Regions from separate parts of the Homo sapiens genome. Here region 1 is linked to region 2. Evidence: chromatin contacts called from ENCODE Hi-C or POLR2A ChIA-PET data. All regions are on one chromosome and are shown on one strand. The core of a region is the stretch at or near the end of the contact, and the rest is flanking DNA. Distances in the headings are between cores, read along the strand shown.

The links. A loop is a pair of places that touch in the nucleus more often than their neighbours do. ChIA-PET counts read pairs that join two places held with the same protein, here RNA polymerase II (POLR2A). Pooled maps may share reads with other maps.
Region 1: a map of CD8-positive, alpha-beta T cell shows a loop between it and region 2 (13-fold over the local background). The contact joins two enhancer-like sites. A Hi-C loop is called at or near these places in 6 of 168 maps with a recorded cell type or tissue (CD4-positive, alpha-beta memory T cell, CD8-positive, alpha-beta T cell, GM13977 and 3 more), 9 of 37 single-sample maps with no recorded cell type and 15 of 50 pooled maps. POLR2A ChIA-PET finds 5 or more read pairs at or near these places in 3 of 52 experiments (AG04450, PC-3 and naive thymus-derived CD8-positive, alpha-beta T cell).

What each region holds. Positions count from the first base shown.
Region 1 is chr15:85,043,058-85,045,757 of GRCh38, forward strand. All of the region lies in intron 1 of PDE8A (phosphodiesterase 8A), which reads left to right. Among named protein-coding and RNA genes, the nearest start is that of PDE8A, 63 kb to the left of the region's middle. RefSeq lists an enhancer at 1,400-1,479. Within about 2 kb of position 1,399, at least 4 of the 41 ENCODE cell types and tissues checked have a DNase peak (open chromatin) inside an H3K27ac peak, as active enhancers do.
Region 2 is chr15:84,928,638-84,931,337 of GRCh38, forward strand. The region is part of intron 12 of SLC28A1 (solute carrier family 28 member 1); the gene reads left to right. Among named protein-coding and RNA genes, the nearest start is that of SLC28A1, 45 kb to the left of the region's middle. Within about 2 kb of position 1,439, at least 6 of the 41 ENCODE cell types and tissues checked have a DNase peak (open chromatin) inside an H3K27ac peak, as active enhancers do.

The sequences.
Region 1 (2,700 bases), core at 149-2,648, 110 kb after region 2:
TGCAGGCAAACAGCTGTAGAACCTCCAGACAAGGCTCTCTGTCTGAATATACAGTGTGTTACAGAAACATGATTGACAAATGTAAATATTCCTGAAATAGATTCATCTGAGAGAGAGGCATGCTGCTAATTTGTTAATCAATTGATTTGGTATCCATATCACCCATGCCTGCTGAATTCAGTTTTTCTTTAGAAGGGAGTTAAATAAATAGCACTGAGTTCTCAACCTTTGGCTCCCTGCTCCCTGGGGCAGCCTGTAGACCCCCCTTTTCATTCTGACAGATGAATAGGCAAGTGATCAGTTTTGTCTTTTGGGAGGGTGGAGGGAAGAGGTAGATTCTAGTCTGGCCTCCATGATTTTATACCTCAGATTGCCACATTGGATTTGAGGATCCTCAGATCTCAGTGACATGTTTGAAGAAGATCTCGGATTGGGTTATCTCTCCTATAGTTGACTATTCTCATTTTTCTATGGGTTAATTCTTACTAGTTTTACTTTCAAAGGTAATTTTAACATTTCGGGAAAACTTACATTTGTCCCCTGTATTTAATACGTTAATACGATATTTAAGAACTAGATCCTACTTTGTACAGTATTTCAAGGTATCATGAAATTAATGGTTTTTTGTTTGTTTGTTTGTTTGTTTGTTTGTTTTTTTGAGGCAGGGTCTTACTCTGTCGCCCAGGCTGGAGTGCAGTCGTGTGATCTTGGCACACTGCAACCTCTGCCTCCCGGGTTCAGGTGATTCTCCTGCCTCAGCCTCCTGAGTAGCTGGGACTACAGGTGCCCACCACCACGCCAAGCTAATTTTTGGTATTTTTAGTAGAGACAGGGTTTCACCATATTGGCCAGGCTGGTCTCGAACTCCTGACCTTGTGATCCACCCACCTTGGCCTCCCAAAGTGCTGGGATTACAGGCGTGAGGCACCACACCCAGCCAGTGTGTTCTGAAAGAAATAGTGCTTTGGAAAAATACAGTTTAAAAAAATGCCTTGTAATATGTATGTGCATTATAGAATTATAATTTCATAGCAAAAGCTTCTTGGAAAATATTTGCTGTAGATATTTAGAATTTATTGGGCATTTACTCATTGTCAGGCATTGTGGTAACTACTTGAAATAGCTTATTTAATCTGGATATCATTTTTTGCCCAACACTACGGGTTTGGGAAAAAAGGATGTGCATGATTTCACCCCAGTATATAACTAGAATTTGCAATCAGTCAGGGTAACATACACAAGGTTCACAGTAAATATTTACTGTTTAAATCGACTGATGGGAAAATCAGGAACAGGTAGGGGGAGGAAAGAGACTATGACAGTGGGGGACAGATAAAGAGTCTGGGAGAAGAACCAGGGAAAGCAGCTGAGAACTTTGCCTCAAGAGTAGACCTTGGTGCCATCTTGTGGGTGGATCTGGAAAGGACCAAGCAGATGCACATCAGTTGCTACTAAGATGCCTTGCAGAGCCCCAAATTTCCATGCCACAATGATAGAAAACTGCAAATCAGATAATCAGAACTCTGGTCTAGGAATCAGTGGATCTTAGTGATGGAATCAGTGTCCTGTCCATCAGCAAGTCCTGATCACTCTCTCCAAAACACATCCTAAATCTGTTTATCTCTGTGGCCGGCCCCAGGCCAAGCCACCATCTTCTCTTGTTTGGACTACTGCAGAAGCTTCCTTATTGGCCTTGCCTCTACTCTCATCCTCCCGTAGTTCATTCTCCATTGGCAGCCAAAGACATCTTTTTTAGAAAGAAGAATCAGATTATGTCACTTCTTTGTATAAAACCTTTAAGCGGCTTTTCATGAAATTTAGAATAAAATTCAAATGTCTTGTCCTGCCTTAGAAAACTCTGCATCGTATGACCCCTGCTTAGCTGTAACTTCATCTCATGACCTTCTTTGTATGGCCCCTGCTTAGCTGTAACCTCATCTCTTGACCTTCTTCCTCTTTGTTTCCTCCAGTGTCCCACCTTATTTCCACTGTAGGTCCTGTGCACTAGCTGTTCCTCTGCCTGGTACTCCTTCCTCCACCTCTTGCATGGTTGGCTACTTCCTGTCATTCAGATCTCACCTCCTGCATTGCTGCCTCAGAGGGGCCTTCCTTGACTCTGATTCAGTTACTCTCCATCACATCTTTCCCTGTTGTTAATCAGAGATATTGTCTGTCTTGCTGTCTATTGAATCCTCAATGCCTAGGAGACCATTTGGCACATAGTGGATGTTCAGTAAAGATCTGTCAGAAGGATAAATGCTGTTTTCCAGTTTCTTGATCTTTTTCCAGCTAGATACAGATTACGGCCAGGTTATTTTAGACTTTTCCTAATAGAGCATGAAAAGATCACAGGAATTAAATTCAGACAGAACTGGGTCCCATTCCTGCAACTACTGCTTACCAACTATTTGACCATACTTCTCTGAGTGTCAGCTTCTTCATCAATAAAATGGAGTTAATGAGCTTACCTTGCTCATAAGGTAAGAACTAAATTGGACTTAAATATGATTGGATCCAAAGTATTTACGTGTTAGATACTTTTTTCTATTAAAACTGACTGGACCATGTTGTTATTTGCATTTTCCTCTCCTGCTACCCAAGGGACAGGATTAGGTTCTTTGTACTCCTAGTATCTAGCACTGCACTTGTCTTACAGTAATAGGTGGTCCACAAGTGTCTGGATTTAGACTCTTCCACACC
Region 2 (2,700 bases), core at 189-2,688:
TTTTGAGACAGAGTCTCCCTCTGTCGCCCAGGCTGGAGTGCAGTGGCTCAATCTCGGCTCACTACAACCTCCACCTCCCAGGTTCAAGCAATTCTCCTGCCTCAGCCTCCCAAGTAGCTGGGATTACAGGCATGCGCCACCAACCCAGCTAATTTGTGTATTTTTAGTAGAGACAGGGTTTCACCATGTTGGCCAGGCTGGCCTTGAACTCCTCACCTCAGGTGATCCACCCGCCTCGGCCTCCCAAACTGCTGGGATTACAGGCATGAGCCACTGCGCCCAGCCTCCAAGCTCCCAGATTCTTAAAACCACTTTGTTGCTCAATCTCTGGCTCCCTTCTCCGCACATCCCTCCTATTGCTAATATCTGGATATTTCTAGATCTCCACGGTCCAGTACAGTAGCCACCAAACACACATAGCTATTGAGCACTTGAAATGAGGCTAGTCGTATTGAAAAACTTTTAAGATGTTTTATTAATTTTAAATTTTTATTTTGTCATCCATATTGATAGTTTTATATTGATTACATGGGTGGAAAGAAAATATTTTGGATATATTGAGTTAAATAAGACATTATTAAAATTAATTTAACCTATTTCTTTTTCCTTTTTAAAATGTGGCTATGGCCGGGCGCGGTGGCTCACACCTGTAATTCCAGCACTTTGGGAGGCCGAGGCGGGTGGATCACCTGAGGTCAGGAGTTCAAGACCAGCCTGGGCAACATGGAGAAACCCTGTCTCTACAAAAATACAAAAATTAGCCAGGTATGATGTCAGGTGCCTGTAACCCCAGCTACTCAGGAGTCTGAGGTGGGAGAATTGCTTGAACCCGGGAGGCAGAGGTTGCAGTGAGCCGAGATCGCCCCATTGCACTCCAGCCTGAGCAACACAGCAAGACTCTGTTTCAAAAAAAAAAAAAAAAATGTGGCTTCTAGGCTGGGTGCAGTGGCTCATGCCTGTCATTTCAGTACTTTGGGAGGCCAAGGCAGGAGGATGGCTGAGACCAGGAGCTTGAGACCAGCATGGGCAACATAGGGAGACCCCTATCTCCACAAAAAATTTAAAAAATAAAAAATTACTTGGGCATGGTGGCACACATCTATAGTCCCAGGTACTGGGGAGGCTGAAGTGGGAGGATCACTTGAGCCCAGGAGGTCAAGGCTATAGTGAGCCATGATCATGCCATTACACTCCAGCCTGGGTGACAGAGCGAGACCCTTTGGGTCAGAGAGAGAAGGGTTATGGGCAGGCGTGGGCCCTGGGATGCTAGGATGGAAGGCTCTCCTGACCAGGTGCCTGGGAGGCAGGGCTGGGGAATGTCACAGCCCTGCAGAGTAGCTGGCAGTGGGGAGGTGGGTGTGGGCTGGCCCAGTGCCCAGGGAGCCCTGCCTGTGCAGGACTCAGCCCTTTCCATGATGAGCTGGAAACTAGCAACTGCAGCATTTGAGGCTGTGACCACAACTGGGTCACCCAGGGGACAGTGTGCAGGAATGTGACAACTGCAGGGTGTGTTCTCTGCCGTGACTCAGGTTTACAAACCAGATGTAATCTACAAGTCAGAGGAAGGGTCAGGGTCCTGCCTGGTGGAGGGAAAATCCCAAGATTCCAGGTGTGGCACCATCCCAGCTGGGGCTGAGCAACTGAGGAGGAAGCAGGGGAAGTCCCAAAGCCCAGCCCAGAAAGTCCAGAGAGGACACCTGCCCCAAGTGGGTTTCATCCAGCAAGGGGCAGGGGCCCAGGCTTGCACACCCAGTGTCCACACAGGGCCCTGGGGAGGTATCAGGCTGCTGCCAATTCTTGTTCACATTTTAAGAAGTTTTGTCGATCTTTAAAAAGAAACAACTGGGGTTTAGAAAAAGAAGAAGGACACAATACCTGGGATTCAGAGCCTGAGAGGGTCTCCAGCCTGGCTTCTCAGCAGCAGGCCTGGCACTTCCCTGAGATGGTAATGAGGGGTGCCCACGATCTGCCCTCTGCTTTTTTTTTTTTTTTTTTTTTGAGATGGAGTCTCACTCTGTCGCCCGGGCTGGAGTGCTCAGCTCACTGCAACCTCTGCCTCCTGGGTTCTACCCATTCTCGTGCCTCAGCCTCCCAAATAGCTAGGATTACAGGCACCCACCACCACACCAGGCTAATTTTTGTTTTTTTTTGAGATGGAGTCTCGCACTATTGCCTGGGCTGGAGTGCAATAGTGCGATCTCGGCTCATTGCAACCTCCGCCTCCTGGGTTTAAGTGATTCTCCTGCCTCAGCCTCCCGAGTAGCTGGGATTACAGGCACACACCACCACACCCGGATAATTTTTCTCTATTTTTATTAGAGATGGGGGTTTCACTAAGTTGGCCAGACTGGTCTCGAACTCCTGACCTTGTGATCCTCCCACCTCGGCCTCCCAAAGTGCTAGGATAACAGGTGTGAGCCCCACGCCCGGCCTAATTTTTGTATTCTTAGTAGAGATGGGGTTTCACCATGTTGGCTAGGCTGGTCTCAAACTCCTGACCTCAAGTGATCTGCCCGCCTTGGCCTCCCAAAATGCTGGGATTACAGGCGTGAGCCACTGTGCCTGGCCTGCCCTCTGCTTTTATCAGCCTGAGTGTCTGTCTTCAACTTACCTCCCTCCTCCTTTTTATTTTTATTTAACACTTTAGAATGCAGTTGGCTTATTACAAACTTTAAGAAGAAACATCTATTTTGCTTTTTG